Regions from separate parts of the Mus musculus genome. Here all the other regions are linked to region 1. The links are chromatin loops, found by intact Hi-C in ENCODE. Cell type or tissue: left cerebral cortex. All regions are shown on one strand. Region 1 overlaps Pgap1 (post-GPI attachment to proteins 1). Region 2 overlaps Ankrd44 (ankyrin repeat domain 44). Region 3 has its middle 48 kb from the start of Sf3b1. Region 4 overlaps Ankrd44 (ankyrin repeat domain 44). Region 5 overlaps Sf3b1 (splicing factor 3b, subunit 1). Region 6 has its middle 42 kb from the start of 4930444A19Rik.

Region 1 (4,000 bases):
AACAACATATTTGACATATTTTATAACATGCTATCTTATGGGCAATTTCATTGTAAAATATTTATATCATTTAAAAATTAACAATATACACATATTCTAAAAATAAACAGGTGGGGGAAAGGTAAGGGAGATGGCGAGTCAAGGAGGGGAGGGGAAAGGAGAAGAGAAGAGGAAACATGAATGGTAAGAAATGCAGGCAAATGACACCTCCAGGCAGAACACAAGATCTAGAACAAGACAATAGGAGAGGCAACTGGTGGGCGCACAGAAGGGATGCTATGCTGAGAAGAAAGGTGCATAATTGAAGAAGCATAGCTGTAGGGCTCCAATACAAATTACTTCATATGGACAATTTAAGCAAACTCTCTCCTAAAAAAGACATTCCGCGACAGTGACCTCTGCATTAACTAGTACTCCCATGAGGCAACTCTGCAGTCCGTACTGCCTTGACTGCAACTCAGAAGAGGCTGCTCTCATTGTCAGTATACACCTTTCCCAAAAGACAAGCGTTCTAACAACCCCCTCATCTGCTAGAGAACACTGACTTAAGAAAGCAAAGGTCTTATTTTGTGATGTCTGTGTGTGTGTGTGTGTGTGTGTGTGTGTGTGTGTTCTTGCGTGCGTGTGTATATATAACATATATCTTTCTCTTGTAAATGAAAACTATGAAAGTTTGCTATCTATGGTTTAACAAAAAGAAAACAAAATTATCAAATAAATGCAGACATTTTAAAGTTCTTAGTAGGAGCTCTCAGCCCTTGACTGAGGCTACTCCCAAGAGTAGGCCTAAGGACTCCTGCTTGGTTAAAACAGGAAAAACCCACCTAGACATAATTTAACCTATCAGACAGGCCTTTCTTCTTGTCATAAATCCTCTGCTACAATCCAGTTCATGCTGCTACCAAACCATCTAGCTAAACACATCCTCATGTATTTCCATACTGTATACATAAATTAAATAGACTTTAGAGAGGGTAGCTTTTAAATTTTGATTCCAAAATCTACCTCACTCTTATAATTTACAAATGCCATGTTTTAAATTTTGTGTTTAATGTATTTAAATTTTTTTCAACTTCATAAGGACAGGAATTGAAAAGAAGGTCTCTTACCATGGTCCAGAGCTGGTCAGTTCCCCATCCAGATGACAACGGATGTTAACCACCTTATATGTGCTGCCAAGTATAATTTGGATGTACACAGGCTGATACATTTATAGATTATTTCCTCCTTATCAATAGTAATATGTTATAAAAGCTGATCAGACAGCATGCCCCAGCATCTTCCCTCCTTCATATGTGCTAGCCAAAGGACTTGCATGCCCGTGCTCAGCTCTCCTGATCCCTCACGTCAGCGGGGTTTTATTATTAATCATTCCATTCGTTTGCATCTCAAATGTTATATTTTTTATTTTTTGTATTTTGCCTGTGGAGCCAGAAGAGAGGGTGTCTGGTTGGAACTGGAGTTAAGAGTGGTTGTAAACCACCAGTTAGGTGCTGGAAACTGAACCCAGGCTCCATGCAAGAGCAGCAAGTGCTCTTTACCTCTGAGCCAGGACAGACTTGCATATTCTTTCTTCTCTGAAGAGCCTTGTACACAGTCTCTTGCTACATTATAATTGATTTTTATATCTTTGTCTCTCTTCTTGTTAAAATATATATACTAAAGGCCTAGGGGCCTTTTATCACTAACATCCTCTCATGCCAAATAGACCTAGTCATTCAGTAAGTGACTGTCTAAATAAACATCAGCATGCTTTATGATAAAGTATGGTTTATATTTGCAGCATCAACATCTCCTTTCAGAGAGCAAGCATTAGGTCACACACATGAACAGACCCAAATGAGCGCATGAGAGAAAACAACTTAGGTGTTTCTGCTCAAATTTTACAATTTATGTGCAGCTGAACAACCGTTTGGCCCTACTGGCATCATAGAGCAAGAAGCTATAAACGATATGGTAGACTGAAGAGCCATCAAATAAAGTTAACTCCACATAAGTGCATCCAAGAAACTACAGGCAAAGGATGAATAGAGATAATAAGCCATTTTAAATTCAAAATTTCATTTTTGCAAAGAGCTTCAAATTCCTGTCACTTTAAAAAAAAAAAGAGGATGTTTATCTTTTTTTGCTGACTAGCTAAGAAAGGCACAAATAAGCAACTTTTTTTTAAATTAGATATTTTCTTTATTTACATTTCAAATGTTATCCCCTGGCTTCCCCTGCGAAAACCCCCTATCCCCTTCCCCCATCCCTGCTCACCAACCCATTCACTCCCTGCTTTTTCCTGGCCCTGGCATTCCCAAATAAGCAACTTTTAAAAAGAGAAAAGAAAAAGGCCTCAAGAAGGATGAGATATCAAGAGGAGGTCATGCCACCTGCTGGACACCAACCTGCAAACAATTAGAAAGCTTCAGAAATGCTAATCTAGAAGGCAAGAGATAAGCTATCTTTAGTACAGCTTTACTCATAAGAAAGCCACTTGGCTCTTAAAAATCTCAATATTTATTCAAAAGGGCTCATTTCTATAGGTAGGCCTTAATTCTGTTTGTAAAATAACATAATTCATTCAAAGTCTGCTAAAAATGTGTACTAAAACTTCCACCACTATGATTATTACTGTGCACACAAATTATTAAGTGTCAAACTCCAAAACAGCAATTTGTACCAAAATAACTACATACCGACAAAAAAAGCCCACTAGCTCTTTTGTCTCAATGACACTAATTTTCTCTTTCTAGTCAATTTCATGAGGCACAAGGCCCATCTGTGAGATCCATATGCTTTGTTCTGAACATGGAGGCAATTTCTACTACTGCAAATATTAAAACAGACCAAATAATTGTGGGAAATCTAAAAATAAATGGAAACTATTGTTCCAAAATGATTTTATTGTAACCACTGAATACAGTACTACACTAAAGCGACCTGCTTCAATATTACCGAGTTTTCAAATTATTAAATCATAGGCAATGAAAGAGAACTAAAATAAACTCTATTTTCAGTTTTTAAAAAAACCCTAAAGTTCTTATTTTTAACTATTAAGATTCTAATGAACATAAGCCAACATCATATCAGTTCATTAGCTTTGGAATTAACACTAACTTGTTAAAAATCTCCAAAAGCATCTGAAATGCAGTGTTCACTTTCCCTCATAACCACTGATGCAAAATCAAGGTAGGAACTCATCTACTAGAAAATATCCATGGGAAAGGATGCTTGCTCCTCAGCAACTTAAACTTCAGTTTTTAAATGTAAATAAGAGAGCATCAAACAGGCTCCCTCTATAAGGACCTGTACACAGACTCAATCCTGATTTTCATTCTTTATCGACAGAAAAAAAAATCTGCTATGATCCTAAAAGTATACTAAGAATGCACCTTATCAAAATGTATTATGCATATTTTATAGGAGTTATTATAATAGATATTCCAAAATTTAGATTCATTTAGAAATCTCAAGAAAAATATCACCAAAGGGAATTTCTCCTGACAGCTGTGTAATTTGTTATCATCTCTTTCTACTGCTGGTCATGAATGAAATTTTAGATTCTACTACGCGGAACAAATGAAGCAATTAATGAAAGCATTCAAATTAGAACAGAGGAGGTGGGGGGGGGCGATGAAAGAGGAGGCAGATCCTGTTAAACCCAGTGAGAAGACAAAATAACACCAGAATGTACATGCAACCGATTATAACAGATATCGTAATCGATTATGCAGGTCACTGACTGTTCAGAGGCATGCGAAAACACAGGTACGCACACTCACACACCCACGGACTCAAAACCTACAGAACAGGTGGATCGGCAAAATTCTCCACCGGAGGAAAACTAGATAGTTTTCAGTTTAATTATTAATCAGGCCAGTCTGTCACTTCACCCAGAGGTAAAACCTCAGAGCCTCTTTTTTAAATCAGCTTTGGCAACTCTGCAAGACGCTGCTTCTTTCCAGAAAAGCGAAATCTGACGCACGCCCATCACTGGGCGCGAAGAGAAATCATC
Region 2 (4,000 bases), 100 kb after region 1:
CAACAAAACACTAATACATAAAACAAACACTTTCCTCAGATGTGTCAGTCCATAAGCCCAGAAGATTTTTCTAAAAGCTCACTAAATTTATCATGAAGCACAGCAACACTGGTAAGGAGAACAAAGATCTTACAAATAATATGAGTCATATCAAAATAAGAGTTCTACCTGAAATCATGCATCTCTTGTCAACATTGCAGGTTCATGAAGGTGAAGCTAGGTTGGCACCTACCACTGCACTCCTTCTCAGATTAGACTAGCATGTGTCAGGCTCTTAATGAGTGTTGGATAAATACTATGACTCTGGCCCCGCCCCAAGTGAGACATCTTTACCAACCCCTCCCCCACAGGCCAAGGCTCAGGGAACACCTCAGGGAAGAAGATAGGGAGGAAAGCTGTGGCATGCTATCTTTGGGACATGACCCAACCACTGCCTTCGAGAACTCACAGTAGCTGTGTTTAACTGCATATGACTTGTACAAGATCAATCCAGGCAAAAATCCCAGCATCAATGAAATGAATAATCACTAGGCTAGGTCCTGCCCCTTACTGAGGGGGATCGCAGTGGGGCAGGGAGAGAGTCATTGCTGGGGATGTAGCCACTAGTAGGTTTCCTATGCTCCAGTGGATGGTCCACATGCATGTACACAAACTGGATGTAAAGGGTTAATTGAAAAAATGGTTAATTGAGTCAGGGATGTGCTAGGGGGATCTGGGGGACGTTGGAGGAGGAAAATGGTGGTGGATATGGCTATATTTCACTGTATATATGTAAGAAGCTCCCAAAGAATAAATACAAGTAAACTCCTGTGACTCTGGGCCCAAGTCAAGCTACAATTGTCACACTCACGTCTGCAGCGCACTGTTCTTCGCATTGATAAGGCTCTCATCTTGTATCTTGTCAAGTATTAACAAGGCACATTTCTCATGGCCCTGATTTAAAAAAGAAGAGCAAGAAACATGAGACAGCGATATAGAAAAAGCTCCTGAATGCTAACTTGATTGTACTTTCAGTTGAGTACCAGCTTCCTCTGCCTGAAAACATTCAAGACTATTTTCTGAGTAATTCCTTTCTAAAAAGTAAACGGACCCAAGATACTCTTAAGCTTCTACACAGGGCCTATTATGACTTGTTTAACATGTGACTGATCTAAAATATTCATACTTAATATGAATATTTCCAAGGTAATTTTTAAAATTAATGTCCAGAGAGTGAAAGCAAATGCAAGCCTAGCTAGGTCAGAGAGTGACGGAGGGCAGAGTCAGCAGCATCCTTTGAATCTTTCAGCACTGCCTTTTAAACATACAACATTTTCCTCCTTCTTCAAGCCTTCAGTTACTACTCCAGTGATCCACTTCTCCTGGAGTTACCATGACACCCGATATCTGTATCACATATCTTCATTTCTGTCTGATGCTCTGAAGAAACCCTGTTTCTGGTATGTGTTGTTTCTTTAACCAAAAAAATTCAGGCATCTCTGGATCATAACATGGCAATCGATGCTTGATAATTAAAATATCAATGATTGGGTCTAGGGTCGTGGTTACTAAGCCTTTGCTAATGAAGGGCATAGACAACCATTGTTAGTATCATCTAGGTGTCAGAGATGTTAGAGATGTTGTCCATCTGGGATGGACAGATGGATGGGTAGATGCATGAGGATGCACGCACGCACGCACACACACACACACACACACACACACACACACACAGAGAGAGAGAGAGAGAGAGAGAGAGAGAGAGAGAGAGAGAGAGAGAGAGAGAATATGCCTCCATGGGCTAAGTAAGGGTCAAGAGAACATGGCCCAGAGGGCTGCCTAATTGGAGCTAAGAGCAGCCCAGATTGAACATAGTATGTAACAATGGGGTTATTGATAGAAAGGTAGATTCTAACAGCATTGTGCTGTCTAAGGAATATTAAAATATAAAGGCTGTGTGTGTCTTTAATTCAAGAACATAAATGGTGTAAGGTGAAAAGAAACCCTGCAACAGGGATTTTTTTCAATATTTTTTTATTGCATTGACCCTTTCTTCTCTCCCTTCATTTTCATATACAGTTGACAGCATCCTAAGAAATGGCCATCTAAGTAAAATCCATGCTATGTAGGTTCCAGGTGGACAGAGGTCTCAGGTACTATTGTTCTGATTATAACATTAAGTAGCCATGATTTAAACACATTACATACTTTACTGATAGCCAGGTGTAAGGGAGTATTCAAGTCCTTATCCTTCACAGTCAGGTCAGCCTGGGCACTGTTCACCAAAATATCTATAGACAAAGCCAAGAGAAGGTTACTTAGACTGAATGCCAATCACATAGTTCAACGTGGCTACAAAACAACATAAGTGAATACAGATTACAATAATATTTAACATTTGTAATTAAGGAGTAGTTTCCTGCCAGATTTGTTCCATTCAAATGGGCACTGGCTGGGCTAGTGTGCATTCCCTGCAGAGTTTTGCTCTTCCACCAGTCCTCAGCCTCTAGGCTGAACCCAAATACAGTGTCGGGCACCAGTCCTCAGCCTCTAGGCTGAACCCAAATACAGTGTCGGGATTTCCAGACAAGATGATTCTGCTATCATATTTTGTTTTTAAATGTTGGGCAATTTCACTCAAGTGTTAGCTTACTTGGATGTAGTCCTCCAGTGATACAGTTACAAAGAGCTAGAGATGACTGAGTTCATGGGCAACTTCAGTAAACTGGTCCCTTTCAGATGTTCATGCTAGAACAGAGCTGGCTCTTGTCCACAGCCTAAGTACATACCCACAGCTCCTGCCTGCCCGTTCTCAGCGGCCATCATCAGTGCTGTTTTCCCTGAATTATCTACGGCATTCACTTGAGCATCATGTCTCAGAAGCAGCTGCAAGCACTCCGCATGATCTCCAAAGGCTGCCGCGTGGAGGGTTGTCCTGAAGGTTTCAAACACATATGAATTTATTGCCTTTCAACTTTATCTGCAGAAACTACCAAGAAATATGTGTACGGTGTTTTCTAAAGATTTAAAGCTTCTTGGCTGACAGAGATAATGACCAGAGTTCTTAGAAAGAACTACTTAGGGTGGTTACTGAAGTATCACCTATATGAATGGTACCACTTAGGTTTCAAGGGGAGTCTTATGCAATGACCCCATAAGGAAATTACTGTCTTTCTGTCCTTTTAAAAATTTTATTTTATGTATATGAGTATACTGTAGCTTCAGACACACCAGAAGAAGGCATCTTATTCCATTACAGATGGTTGTGAGCCACATGTGGTTGCTGAGAATTGAACTCAGAACCTCTGGACGAGCAGTCAGTGCTCTTAACTGAGCCATCTCTCCAGCCCTCTTTCTGACCTTTTAATCTTGACTTCTGGTGAGTTCCCACTCTTCTAGCAGACAGATACTTTTAACATTAAAGGTTAACTTGTAGCTAATTGGTTGGTTAGCTAAAAGTGTTAAAAGCATGCATCATCTAATGCAGATGGTGGGTTTCTGGGGAGGGCAGATGGGCATTTCTCATCAAGCGGGGAAAAGTGTTAGCCTTGATGAAATAACTCCATTGCTAGGATTCCATCTCCCATACACACTTGCCCATGTAAACAGGTTCACATATGAGTATATACTGTGCCACTTAATAGAAATAGCAGAATATTGAAAGCAATATGAATATTCTTCTAAAGAAGTCAGGTATGCAACATGCTATGTATTCATTCAATGAAATAATGTGCAGCTTTACAAAGCAAGGTAAATCTTTATATTTGGTATGGAAAGATATACATATACACACTAAAAGTAGAACTTGGTAATATAAAGTCCATTTGCATAGAAATGACATATATATGTATTTTTAATGTCTATTTTGTAGGCATGTATGCAATTTGTTTAAGAGAATACAAACAGTGGGAAGAACTGATGTATACTTGCTTTCTATAATTCAGAGGCTTGAGTCTCTAGACCAAGAAGGACAATTTCTAAAAGTCTACACCCTTTATAATACTTGATTTAAAAACATACT
Region 3 (4,000 bases), 420 kb after region 1:
TGGCTCAGCAGTTAAAAAAGCATTGACTGCTCTTCCAGAGATCCTGAGTTCAATTCCCAGCAACCACATGGTGGTTCACAACCATCTGAAATGGGATCCAATGCCCTCTTCTTGTGTGTCTGATGACAGCAACAGTGTACTCACATACATTAAATAAACAAACAAATACATAATTTTTTAAAGAATAAAAAGATTTTCATGCAGATTGTGCAGGGTGCACAAATCAGTTAAGGATGAAATTCTACTCCTTGTTTGAGCAGGTGAAGGATAGCTGTCTTTTTTATGAGTTGATTTTATCAATAACCAATTATAAGAAGTCTTCATTCGTTGTCATGTAAAGGATGGCACAAAGAATCTCTACCTGTCCTGTTTGAGTTTCTCAAACTTTTCTAGTTCTTCAGGAGGACTCCTGATATATATGACTCTGGATGGAGTCCACCAGTCTCTTCTCCTATCCTGTCAACACGAATTCAGAGACTCTCAACATCACGAGTCCTTGGTCCAGTACCCAGAAATCATGAAATGTTTAGTTTGACCTCTCTTCCAGAGGAATTTTAATATAACCACCAAACTCATAACCACACTCATTCTGATAAATAAAACAATTCAAAGTAAATAAAGCAATCTAAGCAAATATTAACTGATGAGACTGTGTTCTGCTTTCTCCTGCCCTGCCCTTCGTGAGATCAAGGCCTGCATTACTTATTTAATATCTCTGTCTACTTAACATATAAACCTGTTTTCAGGCTCTCTCTTATATAATTCTCAAGGCCTAAATTTCTACTGTCTGAGATAGGCTAGGCGACCTACCCCCTGCCTTTGATCTAATTTTGTTGTTGTTTTGAGACAGGGTTTCTTTGTGTAGACCTGGCTGTCCTGGAACTCACTCTGTAGACCAGGCTGGCCTCAAACTCAGAAATCCGCCTGCACTGCCTCCCAAGTGCTGGGATTAAAGGAGTGTGCCACCATTGCCTGGCTTTTTTTTTTTTTAAGATTTATTTATTTATTATATGTAAATACACTGTAGCTATTTTCAGATACACCAGAAGAAGGCATCAGTTCTTGTTACAGATGGTTGTGAGCCACCATGTAGTTGCTGGGATTTGAACTCAGGATCTTCAGAAGAGCAGTCAGTGCTCTTAACCGCTAAGCCACCTCTCCAGCCTGATCTAATTTTTAAAGATCCAATGCCTCAATATTTTTATTTCTCTGTAAGTAACTTCAATTAAATTCCCGCTACTTACTATATAAGCCTATTTCCAGGCTTTATTTTTTGTCATATTAGGCAAAGAAATCCCAAGAATCCCATGAGTAGTCCACGTTCAAAGATAAATTGTCCTGGCAAGATTTTTATAGATCTTTAAGGCATCTGCTCACTCATTCTCCCTAACTTCTCTCTTCTGTGGAGCTTAATGTTTGCTGGATCTACCAACTGGCTCTCTACCTCTCCTCTTAAACTATATCAGTTCTGAACTGCAGGAAGAAACCCTCATGTGCTTCTGGCAAAATCTGTATTCCCTTGTATCCTCAAAAACTATTAAATCAAAATTTAAAAATGCATCCTTTGATTACTTGCTTGTAGGAAATAGGCAGGTTTTGTCTGTCTCTCTCTCTCTCTCACTGCCTTCCTCCTGACTACACAGCATATACATCATACCTGCTGCCAAAATACTCATCCATGTAAAATACAAATAAATATTTTTAATTTTTAAATCAATATACAGCAAAAAGGGGACCTTTATCCTGAAAGAAGCAGAGTGAAATGTTGGGGAAAAAAACAAAAAACATCAGCTCTTGGAGCCAAACAGCTCACGTGTGAATCCGGGCTCCCTCGCCTAAAAGGTGTGTGATGTTGTCTGTTCTTGTTTTGTTTTGTTTTTCGAGACAGGGTTTCTCTGTGTAGCCCTAACTGTCCTGGAACTCACTCTGTAGACTAGGCTGACCTCAAACTCAGAAATCCGCCTGCCTCTGCCTCCCAAGTGCTGGGATTAAAGGCGTGCAACACCACTGCCCGACTTGTTGTGTGGTTCTTGAGGGCTTCAGTCACATTGGCTCTAGGCACAGAATATTACCAGTTACTGTTTGAGTTTGAAGGTTTATAAATTATGGTCAAATGGTGGCAAAAAAAAAAAGCACTCAATTTTAAAATACTTTTGTAATAAATGAGAGAAATGCTTGTTTACATTATTTTAAACAGCCTTTGTCTTTTAAAACATACATCAAGTAATTGTAAATATTCATTTAATAAAAATATACCCTTCCTAGCAGCCTTTATTCATCCATAAGGCTTGTCAGATTTCTAGGACTGTTCTCTTTTCAAATTACTCAAAGTGGGAAGTCTGTTTTCCTGGGCTTTGCTGCCCCCTTTCAGAAACTAAGTATACTACAGAAATCAGAATGTTTTGAACAAAGCTCTTCACAGTGAACTTTCACCCCTTGTGAGTTACCACCAAAGAGTTGTTTGCTTGAAAATATGTCTGCCCACTCTCATGCTTCTAATTTCTTGCACAGTTCTTGGCATCAACAATCTGTCTTGAAATAATTCAGGGGTCAGCTTTCAGATTGAGTCCCTTGGCACAGGTGCCATGGACAGGAGGATAAGCAGGGAGTCCTCCATGCTCTGTTGATATACACAGTCCACCTGAGTGAAGAGAAACCTGAGTGCAGAGTGAGGGGCAGTATGGATCGTGGGTGCTGCCATATCTTAAAAGGCTGGACCACACAGTCAAAGAAGCTTGTTGTCAAAGAACTGGCAGGAGCCAGTCAGGTGAAGAGGACCCATGAACCTTGGCATATGCCAAGGCAGGGCAGCCAGTTCAGGTAACAGCAAGAGAGGAACTGAGTTGGGCATGGTAGTGCACACCTATAATGCCAGTGCTAGAGGACTGAGGCAGAAGGATTTCCAGTTTGAAGTCAGTTGGGGCTACCTGGTAAAACCTCATCTCAAAACAGAGCATGTGTGGTCATACATGAGGTCACTGTTTCAGTCCCTGGGTTGGGTATTTTTAAAATAACTATTCTACAAGACTAAGACCAAAACTCAATTTCAGCACTTAAAATCCTGGCATACTAAATGTATCCATTGGTGATATCAGCTAGGAGTCAAGCCAGTGCCAGCTGACTACATGCCGCTTCCCAACCTCCCAGAGCCCTTTCTCCTCCAGACAGCAGGAATAAATGTCTACTTCCGAAGGCCGCTGTGAAAAGTAAATAAGCAATGGATATTTGTTCATAAATTACAAAGCATTGTCTTAGTCAAGGTATCTATTCCTGAACAAAACATCATGACCAAGAACCAAGTTGGGGAAGAAAGGGTTTATTCAGCTTACACCTCCAAAACACTGTTCATTACTAAAGGAAGTCAGGACTGAAACTCAATCAGGTCAAGAAGCAGGAGCTGATGCAGAGGCCATGGAAGGATTTTTTTTTTTTTTTACTGACTTGCTAAGCTTGCTTTCTTATAGAACCAAAGACTACCAGCCCAGCGATGGTACCACCCACAAGGGGCCCTCCCTGCTTGATCACTAATTGAGAAAATGCCTTGCAGCTGGATCTCATGGAGGCATTTCCCCAACTGAAGCTCCTTTTTTCTGTGATAACTCCAGCCCGTGTCAAGTTGACACACAAAACCAGCCAGTAAAACTGACCCCTTGTCAACTTCACAAACACATCACTATTAGGCCTCAACCCTTACTTTCGTATTCATTCCCAAGATCTAAATAACATTATAAGTCCCACAGTCTTGCATATTAAAAGTCCCATCCCTTTAAAATATCTTTTAAAATCCAAAGTCTTTTTAAAATTAGAAGTCTCTTAACTGTGGGCTCCACTAAATTACTTTCTTCAAGAGGGAAAAATATCAGGGCACAGTCACAACCAAAAGCAGACACCAACCATCCAATTCTGGAATCCAACTCACAATCTGGGCTCCTCCAAGAGCTTAGGTCATGTCTCCAGCCCTGCCCTTTGTAGCACACACATTGTCTTCTAGGCTCCAGCT
Region 4 (4,000 bases), 160 kb after region 1:
GCTAAGTAGGCAGCAGACAATGGTCTTATCAGCAGCATGAACCTTTGGCAATGACGCCTGCCTGGGTTAAATGCTCACGTTATTTCTCTTTCAGATACCATAGTAGGTTTCCCTCTGACCTCGCAGCTCCTTTGTCCTAAGTAATTCCCCTGCTTCCTGGTAATTGACTCTCCCTCCTCTGCTCTAGGAGCACTGAGCCACCCTCCCTCCACTACCACTGGTAACTAAGGCATGATTCAGGAGTGCCTTAACTAGCTGTGAACTCAGACGCACATCTGGGCATTGGAAACATATGACACATCCCCTCCATCACTCCTGAAAGAGGAGTAACATGTCACAATGGGCTTTTTTATATGGCCTCCTGGCAAAGCAACGTCTGATTGAGCCCTTTATACTTATCATATGCTAGACCACTGTGCTCACTAAAGTGCATGAACATGTATTAGATATCTAAGCCACCTCGCTGAGTTGTTTGGTTTTTGGTCAAGACAGCCTTTCTCCCTGTCATGGGGATGGTGTGATACATAGCACAGTTAAGTTAAAAAAAAAAAATCTCTCCATGATCTTAAACTTCCTGTCTCTCCCAGTTAGACTTTAGTCATAGTTAAGTGGGCTAAGGCACTAGTGTTTAGCTTTGAAGTGTGGGGGCAACAGCTCGACTGTTCTGGACCCTCCAGGGAAGATAAAGCTGAAGGTGTTTATCATAATAGATTTTGCTAAGTGGTTCTTTCATCAATGGCTAGGTTGATTCATAGTGAAGCCAGAAGAATCTTCTACATCCTGTAATGAGGGTCTGCATCAGACCTCTTGCTAAATTGTCTACCCTAGTGCTCTGAATATATATGTATATGTATACGTATACGTATACGTATATGTATATATAGTTATGTCCTACATCTGACTCATCTTAACAGTGAAAGGCTGCTAGTGTCATCAGAAGGCCTGTGTCCATCTGGACCCCTCCCTGGAGTTCCATCTAAGAGCTGTGCATCTTTCTACTGAGGTCAACAGCCAAGTGGTCACATTTGCATGGCTGAGGGTCACACAGTGCTTCTTATGCAAACCCTGCAAGCTCAAAGTCACAAACTCTAAGAGCAGTTCATAGAACTTCTGGGACAGAAACAAGTTTTTAGAGGTTTGCTGGAGATTTGGGTTCAAATTCACTGATTATCATCAGATGATCTTTCTTTTAGATGTGACTGCTTCCTACCATAAAAGTAACTTTTTTAAAAGGAAGACTAGCTCCTTTAAACCCTACTTTGTTACTATGAATGAAGAAGCTTAATTAGACACTGAAAAACATTCTATACAGACACGTATCTATTCAGAGACAGTTGCTAACAATGCTCAAGTCTGTAATAAAAATGAGTAACATCTAGTTTATATGAATGTAACATGATTTTGTTTTTAGTTGCCCAGAACATAGCTGTCTTTAGAGAATCATGACACTTCTGGAATACACATGCAGGGATTGTCTGCTCCCACTACTTACTCTTATTGTTAAAGTTCAAGTTCACAGGAGATCCCGGGAAAACAGCCAACTTCCAAGTGATTACACTTAGCAAAACGTTGGGCTGAATTTAATTTCAAGTCTATTTTCCACCCCATTTTTCTAAAAGTGGTGTAGGCAATTTATGTAATTACACTAGAAAATGCATTCTTCCACTTTAAAAGTCAAAGTCCTTAGAGGCTTTGTGTTCACAAACAAATGTTTGATATTGTAAAAGAAAACTGGACTGCCAACAGAAACTGAAATTCCACGTAGGGGCATGCTTCCCGCATCTCTGTCTTCTTAGTCAGCTGCATGCAGAGGCCCGAGCCCTCTGCCAGCTCTCTTCCTCCACTCTAGCAAGCATTTGATTCAGACACAAGGTGCTTTATTAGACATGAACTCTGCGCTTTGCTTTGATAGTTTGAGTCCAATTGAATTTGACTGATCGCAGTTCTTTGTACACATTGGTGGGCAGAGTTTTGGAGCAAGCTCAAGACATGCATCTTTGATTAAAAGCAATGAGAACACTGGCTTAAGCAGGTGGATGGGATGGAATCCCGAACCTGGCTCTTCTGTCAAGACTGAGAAATCCATCACTTTCTAGGAGATTTTTGTTGATGGAACCAGCTCAAAATCAGTATAAATACAAAAATAGAGTTAAAACAGTGTGTGTAATTTCTGTTCCATTTTGGCTGCAGCAAAATAAGTTGAAAACAAAAGTATGGTTTATAAATTCTAAGCTTTTAATCATAGACAAGAGCCACAAACCATGAATGCCAAGCAAAATTAAATATATACTAAGTTAAATGTCAAAGTCATTTATACATATGCATAAAATTTATGATACATATTTAATATCTGCATACAATCAGTAATAGCTTGACTAGCTAAGAGGAGGGGCTGGGAGCAAAGGACCCCAACTGTACAAAAGTCAGCTAGTTCCAATGGCCACCTGCCTTCACCTCACTGCAGCTCCCAAAAGACAAAGCTTGGTCTAGAGGAAATTACTCATTTATATTCTGTTCCCTCTACAGGTCAGAGCACAGCCTGGGAGTGTGAACTAAAACATGGCCTTTTGGGGGAGATGGTTAAGAGCCATATGTCCATCTGCTCTTCCAGAGAACCGGGGTTCAATTCCCGGTATCCACATGGCAGCTCACCACTATCTGTAACTCTAGTCCCAGGGTTTCTGACACCCTCACACAGATATACATGCAGGCAAAACACCAATGAACATAAAATAAAGAGAGGGACACAGAGAAGGAGGGGAGAGAGAGGGAGAGGGAGAGGGAGAGGGAGACAGAGACAGAGAATGGTTTCTCAGAAGAAAGTTGGCTCAAAGACTCTAATAAATGACCCAGAGTACATTGAAACAGGACTATTTGTGGAAAAACCAGGCAAAGAACCAGGGCCAACTGGTTAAAAAGATGACCTCTGGTAAGAGGGGTTGTTTGAGATAAGGGGTATTTGGCATGACAGTGGATCAGAGAAATCTGCCCCTTGTGTATATGGTTCATTGGCTTGCTTTCCTAACATCTAGTGCCTAAGGTAATGGGGATTTTAGGGACTGTGATGGAATTGCGTTCCCAAGGAGGGAGGAAAAATTAGAAACGCTCTCCCATACAAAAAAAAAAAAAAAAAAAAGAAAAGCTACTTTGCCTTACTTCTTCATTTAACACTTATCCCAGAGATGACCCTGTTTTCTTTCCCGTTCGTATAGAACCTTCGTCTCCATCCCATCTCCTCCCAAACTGGTTCACTGTTGGATGAGCTAGCAGTAGGATAAGATACCTGCCAAAGTAGTGCTACATGACTGGTATGTGTGTGTGTGTAAGAACACGTGGTGTATGGGGTGGTGCAAGACTGTTCTCTGCTCTGTTTGCTTTTATTCAGTGTTGTGGGGGCTTCTAAAAATGTCCACAGCCTGCTTAGGAACTTTGCTAAGTACAGACTGTGCCCAAGAGGAATTTTAGGATGCACTCCAAAATGGAACACATAAACCTTTCGATCCAACAATAACCATTCAGGAAAATCCTATTTGTGTGATAAATGACTCACGGAGGTTATTTCTTAAAGGCAAGCAAGGGTGATGCTTCTACTAATTTATATTGATAATCTGTCCTGATTCAACTAACATTACAAGTGAAGATCAAGGACTTTTTCCCATACCTACTATAGATTATTCCTAATCTCCATGAATAAGAACCTCTGCAATTACAAAGGCAAGAGTTGATTTCATCAAAGAATCTTTTCTGCCTTTTGGACAGAAAAATCTTTTTGTTGGATAGAAGAAATACTGCCCCTAAAATGGCATTCCTGAGAAATGGAAACAGTGCACGCAACACATCACTTGGACAGAGAGAAGGCGTCACCAGAAAATTATGCTCTGTGTGCTGCAGGACTGAAGGTAACTCATTATAGCTCCATAGAGCAGCACACAGTATTAAGAGTATAACAACAAGCTCTGTGATAAAAGTTCATAAATCTAATTATAGCATATGGTTTTTC
Region 5 (4,000 bases), 440 kb after region 1:
TTAAGAATGTTATACATGCACATAAATGTAGTTTGATCAAATCCATCCCTCCTTCTCTCCTTTCTAATGTGTCTCCTCTCTCTCCCTTCCTCCATCATCCTCCCCAACTTTATGTTGTTTTTATTAAATCCACCGAGTTAAGTCTGCTCAGTAGTAAAGAGCACTAGCTGCTTTTCCAGAGGGCCCAGGTTTGACTCCACCATTCACTTGATGGCTCACAACCATCCATACCTTTAGTTCTAGGGCATCCAACACCTTCTTCTGAGCGCCAATGGCAGCAGGTATGCACAGGTGTACACACATGCATATATATGCATGCAAAACATTCAACAAACATAAAATAAATAAATCTTTAAAAAGAAATTAAACCCACTAAGTCCAGATAGTGCTAGTAGTATGTGCGTGGGTGTAGACGTTTACTGAAGTATGTACAGACTTTCAGGGGCCACATCTCTTAAAACTGAATCTCTGGAGAAGTCACCAATTGCCAATAGCTACCCAGATAGAGTGAGACTTCAAGAATCCCTCTCCCACCCATGCAGCTAGTTTGGCTGACTTGATCTCGTCCTTGCAGTCATGACTGATGTGAGTTCATGTGTGCAATTGCAATGTCGTGTCCAAACAGTGTTCTTCTGCTGCAGATGCCTACTACCTCTGACTTTTACAATCTTTACATCCCCTCTTCCAAAATGATCACCAAATCTTGAGAATAAGGGGTATAATGTAATTGCCCACTATTATGTTTAATGGACATGATAAACTGCACCCTAACTTTTTCCTCTTTATACCCATAAATCAGTGCACTTCTCGACCTTATCAGAGGTTGAGAACCTTCACTTATTTTTGTACGTATGAGTGTTGTCTGCATGTGTTCACTGTCTGCACCGGGGATCAGATCCCCTGGCACTGGAGTTTATAGTCATAGGTTGTGTGAGCCAAGTGGAGGCCGAGATCAAACCTGGCTCCTCTGCAACAATGGGCAGGGCTCTTTCCTGCTGAGTCACCTTTCTGGCCGCAGAGAAGCTTCATTTTGTTAAGAGCAATTAAAACCAAGGCCCACAATCTGACAATGTGAGGAGAGTAAAAGACTGTAGAATACTCATTCCTTAATGTTTTAAGCAATATTCCAGCCAGGCATAATGGTACATGTTCTTAATATGTTTTTGATCTCAGCACTGGGAAGGCAGAAATAGGCAGATCTATGAGTTTGAGGCCAGCCTGGTTACATACCAAGTTCCAGGACAGCCAAGAATGCATGGATAGACTCCCATCTCAAAAAACAAACAAAAAAAAGCAATATTCTAAAATAGGACCAACAAAAACTTGAATGTGCCTCTAAAAATACCTATACTTTGCTAGGGAAAATTTTAAAGCCTTCTGAGTTAAACAAAAATATAAGAAAATATTCTTAAGGTCACTGGTTAAATAAAATGCTTTTTCTTCAAATGATTAACTATACTATGCCTCCAAAGATATGTCTACATGAAAGTACTTTCCAACACAATGGGTTTATTATAACCTACTCACCCAATAGCCTTTGCGATATAACCAAATGTATTGACGGTAGCTCTTCGAATAGCTTTTTTGTGAGCTTTTAAGAGCTCTAAAAGCTCAAAGCAAATCCTCATCCATTCTCTTGCAGATACATATTCAGCTCCCCTAAATTAAAAAAAAAAAATGCAATTAAATGAATTAACATTTTGTTAATGCATTTTGATGTTTTGTTTTGCTTTGTTTTTGTAGTGTTGGGGATGAAGCCCAGGGCCCATGAATGCCAAATAAGGGTTCTACTACTCTAATGAGCATTTAGAGAGTGAATGTGCATATTCAATTCTGAAATCGTTATTAATCCATCTTAAATATTAAATGAAAACTATTATCACCCTTTTAAAAAGCCTGACTTGTTAAGTGATGCTGTGCAGCTTTAATCCCTGATTTAAATTCAAAGCCAACCTGGTCTGTACAGTGAATTCCTGGCCATCCAAGGATACCGTCAGACCTTGTCTCAAAAGAAAAGAAAATAACAAAAAGAAAGAAAGCAAGCCTGACTTGGTTTTAAAATTATACTGCGGGGGCTGGTGAGATGTCTCAGTGGTTAAGAGCACCGACTGCTCTTCTGAAGGTCCTGAGTTCAAATCCCAGCAACCACATGGTGGCTCACAACCATCCGTAATGAGATCTGACGCCCTCTTCTGGAGTGTCTGAAGACAGCTACAGTGTACTTACATATAATAAATAAATAAATATTTTAAAAAATTATACTGCTAAGTCAGGCAGTGGTGGCACATTTAATCACAGCACTCAGGAGGGAGGCAGAGGCAGGTGGCTCTCTGTTTAAAGACAGCCTGGTCTACAGAGTGAGTTCCAGGACAGCCAGAGATACAGAAAAACCCCGTGCAGGGTGCCAGGGTGAGGGGGAGAGGAAGACACCCACACAAAACAAAACACTATACCACTATTTCCTATTACCACTCAAAGTGAAATCTTGCTTAATCTAAAAAGAAATACTGCCTATACTTGAACTAAAATACAAACGAGAATTGTTGCTATGTAATCTGTTTACCTGTCAGCAATGCGTCCAACAAGATCAATACAATTCTCTTGTACTTTTTCATGTCTGTTCTTTAAAATGGGGGTGAGTCTAGGCAGGAGATCTTTAATTGGTGGTGTCATCTTATGCATACCTATTTGACAGAAATCAAGGAACTATTAAAACCTGAACTGCAACTTTTCTTTTTTCTTTTTACAGTACAGTAAAAATAAGTTATAAGCTACCAGTGGATAGTGGATAAAGACCCCAGATTCTAATTACAATTTTTTAAAACTATTAACAGCTCCTTGTTACATTTAGAAATCAAAGAAATCAGTGAAGGGATTTTTAAAACAAAAACAAAAAAAAAAAAGAGGGTTATGCAGTAACAAAAAGATTTTATTTGCTTTTGAAATGTTATTAGTACACTGACATTTAAATATGGGGACAGCCTATGTTGTGGCCAAACACAACAATATAAGCCAAAGCTAGGTCAGATCAAATCAGTACGGGTCCCTATAACTGAAAAACAAATCAGACCTCTAGTCTCCATGAAATTACCTATGAAGAGAGAAAAAGAGACAGCTAGCAAGGGCTCTTGATCTAACTAGAATTACTAGAAGCTCTGATTCTCCACTGCTTTTCTCATGTTTGTCAGATTAACCATATGGTTTACAACTCTGGCAAACCAGAGAATCACAAGTGGCTAAAAGACTGTTGGCAAGTCATTATCTGTACATATCTGAGCTAAAAGAGTATTCTGCTAAAGCTCTAAACTGCTCTATACTACTTACTCCTTTCCCCAAAATGGGAAGAACAGTGATTACCAACAGCCAGGTCCTATGAACTCTCAGCCTTTTCTAACCCTTTCACAGTCCTAAAGGAGTTACTTTCAACACTGTTTAAATACAATGAGATTTTGAACCCAGGAATCCTTTTGTTTGCTTCATCATAATTCCTTGAAAAAGAGTGACCATACCTGAGATTGTTGTGTTTTTAACTTATAGATAAAAGACGTGATAGTCTTTTTTTTTAACCAAGTCATCTTCTTTGAACTCATAGTATAAAAAAAATAAATAAATAAATCTCAACCAGTCAAAATACCTTACCATAGAAAGGAAATTTCTAAAACTAAATTACACCTTGAGGGTTGCTCCTTCCTCTTACAGAAGATGCTAGATTATTTTTCAGCTGATACACTAGTTCTATTAGAGCCCTCTCTTCCATTAACTCAAAACATTTTGGGCTGTTACTATTTCTGTACTTTAAATTTCTGTACTAAATTTCTCCTTTTTAACATTTTTAAGTAAAATATAAATAGATAATAGTAAGGGAGATTGGTTACATCTGACAATCCTAAAGTGCTCCAGAAAAGAAGATTAAAAAAAAAAAAAACAAACTCCTAAATACAACTTTACATCTTGCTTTCAAAATACAAAGAAAATTAAAAGGCCAAATTCTCACATGACC
Region 6 (4,000 bases), 85 kb after region 1:
CACAGTTCTGGGGGGGGGTGTGGGTACTGGTTAGTTCATATTATTTTTCCTCCTATAGGGTTGCAGACCTCTTTAGCTCCTTGGGTACTTTCTCTAGCCTCTTCTTTAGGGGCTCTGTGTTCCATCCAATAGATGACTGTGAGCATCCACTTCTGTATTTGCCAGGCACTGGCATAGCCTCATAAGAGACAACTATATCTGGGTCCTGTTGGGAAAATCTTGCTGGCATATGCAATAGTGTCTGGGTTTGGTGGTTGTATATGGTATGGATCCCCAGGTGGAGCAGTCTCTGGATGGTCCTTCCTTCCATCTCAGCTCAGAACTTTGTCTCTGTAACTCCTTCCATGGATATTTTCCCCCCATTCTAAGAAGGAATGAAGTATCCACACTTTGGTCTTCCTTCTTCTTGAGTTTCATGTGTTTTGAGAATTGTATCTTGGGTATTCTAAGTTTCTGGGTTAATATCCACTTATCAATGAGTGCATATCATGAGTGTTCTTTTGTGATTGGGTTACCTCACTCAGGATGATATCCTCCAGATGTATCCATTTGCCTAAGAATTTCATGAATTCATTGTTTTAATTGCTGAGTAGTACTCCATTGTGTAAATGTACCACATTTTCTGTATCCATTCTTCTGTTGAGAAACATCTGGGTTCTTTCTAGCTTCTGGCTATTATAAATAAGGCTGCTATGAATATAGTGGAGCATGTGTCCTTATTACAAGTTGGAACATCTTCTGGGTATGTGCCCAGGAGAGGTATTGCTGGATCTTCCAGTAGTACCATGTCCAATTTTCTGAGGAACTGACAGACTGATTTCCAGAGTGGTTGTATCAGCTTGCAATCCCACCAACAATGGAGGAGTGTTCCTCTTTCTCCACATCCTCACCAGCATCTGCTGTCACCTGAAATTTTGATCTTAGCCATCCTGACTGATGTGAGGTAGAATCTCAGGGTTGTTTTGATTTGCATTTCCCTGATGATTAAGGATGTTGAACATTTTTTTCAGCTGTTTCTCAAAGGTGCTCCTTTTGACTCAGCATTTTAGAGAATTCAGTCTAAGATTAATTGGTCCCTTTGCTTTGGGTGGGCATCACATCATGATGGGTCCACGTGACAGAGTTCATGCTCACACATGGCCAGGATTGGAAAAGAAAAATGAGAATGACTAGGGCCCCCATCATCCCCTTTAAGGGATGAGTACCCACTATGCCCCGCCTCCTCCATGGTCAACAGCCTCCTACTAGTGCCACAGGATGTGGCCAAGCCTTTATGCACATCAGCTTTGGGGAGTCATTCCTGATCCCTCCTATATACTGACCCAGAGGCTAAGTCATATGATAGTGTTCATTTTAAAACAAAAAAAGGCTACAGAAAGGAGTTTGTATTCCACATATAGAAGACCCAAGGGTACAGATGTTTTTAAATCCATTTGACAATGTTTGAGGCCAAATTTGTCACTAGGCAGCCATATCTTCGTGGAGACAATAAGCTCTTGTATCTAAGGTATTCAACACTGTAGGAGCCCAGAGTGTGTTAACTGTTTAGGATTTGTTCCAACTGAAAGGCAGTAAGCAGTTTAATAAGGTGATTTTTTTTCATTTGTGGCACAAAAGTTCTCATCACAAGTGACGTTTAGTGAGATTGTCTCCTGTACTGCATCATTCACCTCATGCTCAGACCGTGAGGCGGTGGCAGGGCTGGTGAGGGTAGGCCACTAATACACACTAGGATAAATGCTTTTATCTCTAGGACCGATTGTTAGCACTTTTCAAAGGCTTTTCGTTTTCAATACCTGAAATACATTGTGAGAAATTAATTGGTTTTCTCAATCTAATTTCTAGTGTCAGCTGTGACATCACAAAGCAAGCTCCCAGATGGCACCAACTGGGCCCTTTATCAGTGGCTTTAGCCTCAATGCCAAAACAAAATGTGCCTGGCAGCCTGATCAAAATTTACATGCAGAGGAGTAGCCTCCTGTGAATGAATTTCAGCAGAGAGTCAATGAATTAATAGGTAATGGTCCTGTGGCAGAATCGTTACAGGTTTTAAGTCATAACACAGTAAGTCAGGATAAATCTCAGACCTGAAATACATGTAAAATAAAACCACAGAATTGGAAGTAAAACAATTTCTGAAGGAAAAAAAAAATCCAAAGGAATTAGAACCCATATTATTTTTTTCAGTTAGAAGTTAATGTCTTTAAAAAAAAAACAAACCATTATTTTAAAGCCCGTTTAGTTTTCAGTTCAAGAGCTTCACTGAGTTCCAGTGCTGTTAGTCCTTTGTTCCCTATGAGGGCCCCTGGGAAGGGTTCCATCTTTCACTATTATCTCTAACGTGCTTGTCAGATCTGCATACTCTTTTGTTCTTCCACAGCTCTCAGCCATCTGTCATGTTTTTTGAGGAGCCTGAAAAACACATTTAGGTTAAAACATATGATCTTTAAAACCTGCTATTGCGTCGTAGACAAGGGCTACTTTTTTCTTTCTTTTTAGCAGAAATATGACCCCTTTCCCTTTAAGAGCTTCAGCTTAATCCTGAAAGCAGTCTCCAGTGTGACAATGTCAGGTTTGAGTGTGTGTACTTGAGTAAAGTACCTGACTAGTACATGCTTCAGTGTAGCCTGACTTTCTCACCGATTTTGCTCAAACTGGGTGTGCTCAAAGAGCCATTTGCCATATTGTGCCTCTTTGGGATTTTAAAAAATATTTTTAATAATTAGAATTCTGTGTCTACATGTATACAGTGTGTATGTGTGTCATATATATATACAGGTTTGTGTTCATTTAGAGGACAGAGATCAACATCAGGTATCTTTTCTTTCTTTCTTTCTTTCTTTCTTTCTTTCTTTCTTTCTTTCTTTCTTTTTTTTTAAATAGGTCTCTACCTTGTTTTCTGAGACAGGGTCTCTTCCTGAGCTCAGAGTGCGGAGCTCACCAATTGATTAGACTGGCTTCCCAGAAAGGTCTGGGGAATCCTCCTGTCTCTATCTACCCACCTCTAGAGCTATAGATGTATACTATCACACCTATCTTTTATGTGGGTGCTAGGGATCCAAACTCAGGTTTCTCAAGCTTGGGTAGCCTGCACCACCTGAGCCATCTTGTCACTTCCCTTGAGTCCTCCAGGATTTGGCTCTCCCCCTCCAGTGCATTTCCTTTAATCACCCTCAACCACACACTCCCATGGCCAATGTCCCAAAGCCAGCTCACCAATTAGTGCTACAACTCAACAACTCTTCCAGCACTTCATCTCCATCCCACTGATTGTACCCTTTTAAAAACTCTGCATCACCTCCTCGTGTTTTAGCTTGCCTACTGACCTGGGTTGGAATATTTATGGCCTTTAGGCATAATGAAGTCTACCTGCCTTCCTCTCCGCCTGCTCAACTGGCAAAGCTCTATCTCTGCTCAAACTCTACGTTCAAATTACCTTGTGCCTGCATCCTGGCATCTGGTTAAAAGGTCTGTAAGGATAGTCGTATATTTAAAGTTCATGCTCTAAGTCTTAAGTGTTCTGAAGCCTACTCCACAGTTATTTCCAAGCCTAAATCTCCCGTCCCATCCAAAATTCCTTCCTGCTCTCATGTAGATCTCTCCTTCACCATCATGCTATATTTCCTATATAAAAATATTCTTCACAGCCTCTACAAACCCTTCCTAGGGACTTTCCCTGTTTTGCTTTCTTCCATCTTTTCTCTCTCCTCAGTCCATGGTTTTTGGATGGCTGACAACACCACTCTATCACATGTGTTCTTTCAATAGTTCCTGATGATTCCATGTTGCCAAACAAGAAATGAACCCCTACCCCATCTACATTGACCTTCAAGTACCTCACAGGTAGAAAACCTGCATTTCTTTGATGATAGTCTTCCCTGCCTGCTGTTTCCATAGTTGGCAACTTCTTGTGGTTAAGAGCACAAATTCAGTGCTTGCCATTCTTAGGAAACCAAACAATAAGAAAGACTGGCATTTATGCCAGGCATGATGATGCCAC

Evidence for each region. A loop is a pair of places that touch in the nucleus more often than their neighbours do. Peaks named below come from ENCODE experiments on the same cell type or tissue, not always from the same donor. Only the 100,000 strongest peaks of a DNase experiment are listed, where the experiment ranks them.
Region 2: a loop joins it to region 1, with 2.1 times the contacts of the local background. A loop is called at or near these places in 3 of 42 quality-filtered maps.
Region 3: a loop joins it to region 1, with 2.5 times the contacts of the local background. A loop is called at or near these places in 2 of 42 quality-filtered maps.
Region 4: it touches region 1 in a loop (2.9-fold over the local background); 2 of 42 quality-filtered maps call a loop at or near these places.
Region 5: it touches region 1 in a loop (2.8-fold over the local background); 4 of 42 quality-filtered maps call a loop at or near these places.
Region 6: a loop joins it to region 1, with 2.1 times the contacts of the local background. A loop is called at or near these places in 2 of 42 quality-filtered maps.

Annotation. Positions count from the first base shown.
Region 1 is chr1:54,553,188-54,557,187 of GRCm38, forward strand. The region is part of intron 1 of Pgap1 (post-GPI attachment to proteins 1); the gene reads right to left. Among named protein-coding and RNA genes, the nearest start is that of Pgap1, 2.5 kb to the right of the region's middle. In left cerebral cortex, a CTCF peak has its summit at 2,398 (motif pointing left); no DNase peak of the experiment used is centred here; H3K4me3 peaks cover 1,564 bases; H3K27ac peaks cover 341 bases.
Region 2 is chr1:54,652,893-54,656,892 of GRCm38, forward strand. It overlaps Ankrd44 (ankyrin repeat domain 44), which reads right to left. Exons shown (of 28, transcript NM_001081433.3): 24 at 2,769-2,914; 25 at 2,188-2,270; 26 at 851-933. Among named protein-coding and RNA genes, the nearest start is that of 4930444A19Rik, 27 kb to the right of the region's middle. In left cerebral cortex, no CTCF peak of the experiment used is centred here; no DNase peak of the experiment used is centred here.
Region 3 is chr1:54,977,068-54,981,067 of GRCm38, forward strand. No RefSeq gene overlaps it. Among named protein-coding and RNA genes, the nearest start is that of Sf3b1, 48 kb to the right of the region's middle. In left cerebral cortex, a CTCF peak has its summit at 2,369; a DNase peak (open chromatin) is centred at 2,408.
Region 4 is chr1:54,713,752-54,717,751 of GRCm38, forward strand. The region is part of intron 16 of Ankrd44 (ankyrin repeat domain 44); the gene reads right to left. All of the region lies in intron 1 of 4930444A19Rik (a long non-coding RNA gene), which reads left to right. Among named protein-coding and RNA genes, the nearest start is that of 4930444A19Rik, 34 kb to the left of the region's middle. In left cerebral cortex, no CTCF peak of the experiment used is centred here; DNase peaks (open chromatin) are centred at 211, 1,551, 3,386 and 3,811; H3K27ac peaks cover 1,251 bases.
Region 5 is chr1:54,992,803-54,996,802 of GRCm38, forward strand. It overlaps Sf3b1 (splicing factor 3b, subunit 1), which reads right to left. Exons shown (of 25, transcript NM_031179.2): 21 at 2,564-2,684; 22 at 1,528-1,659. Among named protein-coding and RNA genes, the nearest start is that of Sf3b1, 33 kb to the right of the region's middle. In left cerebral cortex, no CTCF peak of the experiment used is centred here; no DNase peak of the experiment used is centred here.
Region 6 is chr1:54,638,006-54,642,005 of GRCm38, forward strand. No RefSeq gene overlaps it. Among named protein-coding and RNA genes, the nearest start is that of 4930444A19Rik, 42 kb to the right of the region's middle. In left cerebral cortex, no CTCF peak of the experiment used is centred here; a DNase peak (open chromatin) is centred at 2,342.